2 separate regions of the Mus musculus genome follow, and region 2 is linked to region 1. The links are chromatin loops, found by intact Hi-C in ENCODE. Cell type or tissue: gastrocnemius. All regions are shown on one strand.

Evidence for each region. Peaks named below come from ENCODE experiments on the same cell type or tissue, not always from the same donor. Only the 100,000 strongest peaks of a DNase experiment are listed, where the experiment ranks them.
Region 2: it touches region 1 in a loop (6-fold over the local background); 24 of 42 quality-filtered maps call a loop at or near these places.

What each region holds. Positions count from the first base shown.
Region 1 is chr1:57,427,897-57,430,396 of GRCm38, reverse strand. No RefSeq gene overlaps it. Among named protein-coding and RNA genes, the nearest start is that of Gm22371, 6.8 kb to the right of the region's middle. In gastrocnemius, a CTCF peak has its summit at 1,298 (motif pointing left); DNase peaks (open chromatin) are centred at 457, 1,293 and 1,837; H3K4me3 peaks cover 1,750 bases; H3K27ac peaks cover 1,139 bases.
Region 2 is chr1:58,030,049-58,032,548 of GRCm38, reverse strand. Aox1 (aldehyde oxidase 1) reads right to left here. Exons shown (of 35, transcript NM_009676.2): 1 at 2,491-2,500. Among named protein-coding and RNA genes, the nearest start is that of Aox1, 1.3 kb to the right of the region's middle. In gastrocnemius, a CTCF peak has its summit at 1,170 (motif pointing right); DNase peaks (open chromatin) are centred at 1,134 and 1,852; H3K4me3 peaks cover 1,769 bases; H3K27ac peaks cover 1,342 bases.

The DNA.
Region 1 (2,500 bases):
TGGAAAAAGCAAGGCTGGGGAGCAGTGGGGATAGAGGCAGTTGGAAGATCCAGCTGGGAAGATGGTTCAGCGACCAAGAATGAGAAAGTGTTAGGTAACATTCCTCCAGTGGACTTGTTTGGTTCCTGTAGTCTCCATGACAACACTCAGGGATAAAGTATCAGGAAAATGGACAATGTACCTAGCCCCAGGCTGGGTCTGCCCAATTAGTGTGGCTTCCCTTACTTGGGAGAAAGGAAACAAGAAGATGGGAGGGGGGTGTTTAAGAACACTTTTCCCCCTCCTATTAAACATATTTCAGAATATTTCTTAAGGGAGGAAGAAGAGGAGACTAGATTCTAGAAGTGACGCTTCGAGGGAACGCAGGGCTTCTTGCCGAAAAGGAAGTAATTGTCGACGGGGATCCCTGAGCCCTGGCAATAAATCAAGCGGAACAAAGATGTGAAAGCAGCTGGAAGAGCGGGTGCCTCTTCCTTCCCTAGGCAGGGATGGCAGGCATCCTAGACACTGAAGCTTTTGTTAGTAATGTGATCTGAATACGCCAAAATCTCACCCTGAGGTTAAAGTGTACTCTGCCAGGCGTCGCTGCAAACAGTTTCATACAGATATGGCACACATCTTTGGAAAAGATGGAAGGATAAGAGTAAAGTCACAGCTACTGAGTACAAAAAAGAAAAAAAAAATCTTTTGATCCTCTTTTTTCTAGAGACTGTTCTGGTAGCCTTGTCACTGGATGCTCTTGGTACTGGTTTTAAATTATGGACCTATTGACAGAGTGGTGAAGTCTGTAGATTTCTCATCATTAAAAAAAATGCTTTAAAGTAAATACACTTAAAACTAAATAAAACCGTCTATAACAACTCAAAGCAAGCCAGTGGTATCAAAAGGTAGGTATTAAAATGTCAAAACAAAACCAACAGATATGTGATATGGTTCTATGTGTACTTCTATATTAATGTGCTAAATAACAAGAGCTAGCAGCAGGTTCCACAGTTACTGCAGTTTTAAAGCAATGAAGAGTGTGAGCAGTGTTTCTAGCTGTCCCGAGTGGGAGCTGCAAATTATCTTTGACTTGCGTTCACAATTGAATCAAAACTCTCCATTTCAGCTGGAGATGGATAAAAACCAACACGGGGTTTGCCCCCATTCCAGTTCTCGGAATTCTATCTGCCAAGATTTGTGCCCCGTCCCAATTTAAAGGCTACACCATGTAAACCTCACAGGCACCCAGTTTTTGGTGGGGTTCTGCCAGACAGAGGAGTACCGACCATTATGTTAGCAAAGGCTGCCGCCTGCTGGCCAAAACATTCAGACTGTTCACTTAATTGGCTGTGTTAGAAAACAATGGGGCAAGCTATTAATTCACTGACTCGCATCTAGAAATGGAGCAGGAGGCTACTTGTCAACCCAGCCCCATGGCATCCAATCAGTGCAGATTTAAAAGCCCCCTTTGGCTTAGCTGGCAAGTGCTGATGGCTGGTACTGTTGGTCATTAGCAATGTGGGACAAGACGCCAGCATGGCAGGCTGTTTCTAGGGAGATTGCTCTGCTCAATTCTGATCTGTGAAAGTACAGATCGCTTAAAGGTTAGATTTCCCAGTGGGCTTGTCTGACCAAGGTGTTCAGGATCTACTTTCAGTGCTAAGGGCATGGGGCTATATGGAGAGGAAGGAAAAGGAATTCAGAGCGACCCGTGTGCCAGAAACCAGCTAAGTACTTTCACGTATGCGGCTGCATTTAATTTCTAAGAGAATCCTGTTACTGTTATGATGAGGACTGAAAACAGTCACTAAGGCTTAGAAAGGAAAGTTGGCACCATCACTCGGAACGCATGCACCGCTTGGGAGCTCGCTTGCTTCCCAGTCTCTGCTCTAGTGGGTAGGTAGGCAAAGATTCTCACAGCAGTGCCTACTCCTGTTTGCCCAGTGTTCTGCAGCCTAGATTTTACCAATGGCACAAACCCAGACAAGTTTGTAAATCATTCCATGCCCCCATTCCCCTGTCTGTAAAATGAAGATAATGATAACCCCTCTTTAAGGTGGAAGTCTTGTTGGAAATATTGAGTGTGAGTCCCTAGGGCACTGTAGGCAATAGATAAATGACAACTACTATTAGTATAAGACAATTTTGCTTCATAGTGTTGGGAAAAGTATAACCTCTATGTCACACAAAGGAACACACGAAGAGTAATTCAGCAAAGTAATTTCTTTTTTCTTCTTTCTTTCTTTTAAATGGTGTGCCAGAATTCCAACACAGCTAACCAACACATTCAGCCAGAATATTCTGGCTTCTGTCTTTTATCCCTGACATAGGTGGTGACTGTGTCTCGTCACATTGGTGGGCCCTGGGCTTCACTGAAGGGACTCTAGCCAGCTCTAGAATGTAGGGCATGGCTCTGGCAGGTCTTACCCTTCTCCCCCATTCCCTCTGCCTTGCTAAAAAAATAAAATAAAATAAAATAAAAATAAATTACATTCCTAAAGCTAGCCATCAAGGTTCG
Region 2 (2,500 bases), 600 kb before region 1:
AGAGCATGTAAAGTCTTATAGAAGAGTTGGAGGAAGGATTGAAGAACCCAGGGAGTATAAGAACTCCACAAGAAGACCAACAGAGACAACTATCCTGGACCCTTGCATGCTCTCAGAGACGGAACCACCAACCAAAGAGCATACAGCTTGTTCTTTGTGCGGGTCCCCTAACTGGAGTGGGAACTGTCCCTAAATCTGTTTCCTGTCTATGGATCTCATTCCCCTAACTGGGCTGTCTTAGTGGGAGAGAATGTTCCTAGCCCAGCAGTGAGTGACTTCAGGTGCCAGGGTGGGTTGGTACCCCCGGGTGAGGGACTAGGATGGGGGTGCTATGGTCAGGATATAAAGTGAATGAATGAATGAATAAACAAACAAATAAATATAAAGTGAATGAATGAATAAACGAAGAAACATGTAAATGGAAAACATAAAATCAAAGTATTTCTAGGGTGTTCACAGAACATTTGGTCCCAGGACTCAGTTCGAGGAACCTGGAGGTCCAGCATTGCTAACAGTGGGACTGAAAGAGGTAAGGTGAGCTTCGGGTAAAAAAGGACTTATTTAGTCTTCAAAATCAGTGCAGCACAAAGTTGTGTGCTTGTTAAGAACCCTGCTGTTTGGAAGCAGGAGAGGGAGGATGAGGGGGAGGAGGGAGGAGACCTCAGACTCAACATGGCTGCTGTCTTGCTTTAGACTCTTAGCATCATTTATAAAGCTGTACCCTGGCTCCTGACCACACCTCCAGCCCTAGCAATCTATTCCCATCATATGTAAACAAACATTCTTCTGCTCCAGGACCTTTGCACCTGGATATCTCTACCTGAAATTCCTTTCACATATATGTGTGTGTGTGTGTATTTGTATACACATATACATATGTGAGTGTTTGTGTGTGTGCATTTGTATACATATATGTCTATATGTGGTTTGTGTGTATGTGTCTGTGTGCACGCGCTTGACTGGGTCCTACTTCATCCCAGACACTGCTCCAATGCCCCCTGATCTGAAAGGTCAACGCATCCCCTCCATCCACCCCATCAGTTTCTGCTCATCACTCCGTTTTCATGCCAGCACCTGCCGCTGCTTGACACCACACTCTCTCCATTTATTTATATGCCTGTTGGCTGTTTCCCCAGCAGTGTAGCAGTGTCAACCCCTCACCAGCAGGGGTCGCATCCTTTCTGTGGTTTGCTATATCCCATAAGCTTAAACATAGCTTAGTATCTGTTAGGATGTTCATGAAAACACACAATGGATATTCATGATTGCTCTTTTCGCAATAAGTAGTGTTGGCCTGTTAGTAGCCTTGGAGTCTGCCTCCAAGAGGCAGTGAGGCTCCAGTGAGCGGCAATGGATTCCGTTCGTTTAGTAAGGACAGAATACACTCCAGCTTTTTCTGTTATGCAAAAGGAAACGGAAGGAACAGGGCAGCCATTTCACCCATTATTCTAGTTCACCTTCATGGTAGTCCTGTGGGGAGATGGGGGGACAGCTAATGGGTTTCATCTATTTAAGGATCCATCTATCCCGCTTCAGGGCCATGAAGCAGGGACTCATAAAGGTTTTTTTTTTTTTTAAATGGGGGCTTCTATGATTTGGGAGACCCTGTTCTTCAAGGAAGAAAACACATTACAAAACTACAGCAGTGTGACTCAACTTCATAGCCTCCGAAGAGTCCTCACACAGGAAAGGTCTGGTTGGCGCTAAACCTTCCTTGGCTTCCAGTTGGTCAGCCAGTGCCAGCTAGAACAAGGGCTCTGGCTGTCCCTAGCCAGACACAGGGAACACAGCGGGATCCAAAGGGCGGAACTGACATTGTGGACAGCAGCTCTCCACCCCCCACTCAAAGTGCTATCAGTTTACACAGAGAACACTCCAGATGAGCTGGGCCACTGCCCAGACGGCTGCTTTAAACGATGCCCAGAGGCTTTGCTGTCCCCAAGCAACAGGATTTGCCTGGAGCCGCCATAAAAGTCTTCAGAGCCAAGGCACACACACAAATAAAACAAAATGCCACACTCGGCAGGAGCCCCTGATTCTGGCAAGCTGTGCTGTGCCAGGAACTTGCTTTGGCTTCACCAAGTTGAAAAATCACAGAGTAGCTAGAACCAGTGCACCTCTGTGGCCCTGTTAAAGCTGGGTATTGCTCACCCAGACAAGCAGAGACTTGAGGCTACTTATTTAATTGTGCTGGAAGATCTTATCAGCCGGAGGCTTTAAGGGAGGGAAGGTCTGGATGCTCCCCGTCCGGAAGGGAGAGGCCCTGGGATTCAGACATTCTGAAATTCTTAGTCTTCCATGCGCTGGTCGTGATGCGAAAGGTCTGAAAAATAATCTGATCTCCTTTGAGTTTTATAATGCAGATTCCTATGCTGAGGACCCAATGAGACCCCATGCTAAGGTTTCAGCGAAAGCAGGGCGCAGGCTGGGATAGGGCCCAGAACTGGGGTCCGGGGTGGTGCAGGAGTCTGCCTACCCGCGGGCTCTCACCTTCTGGCCA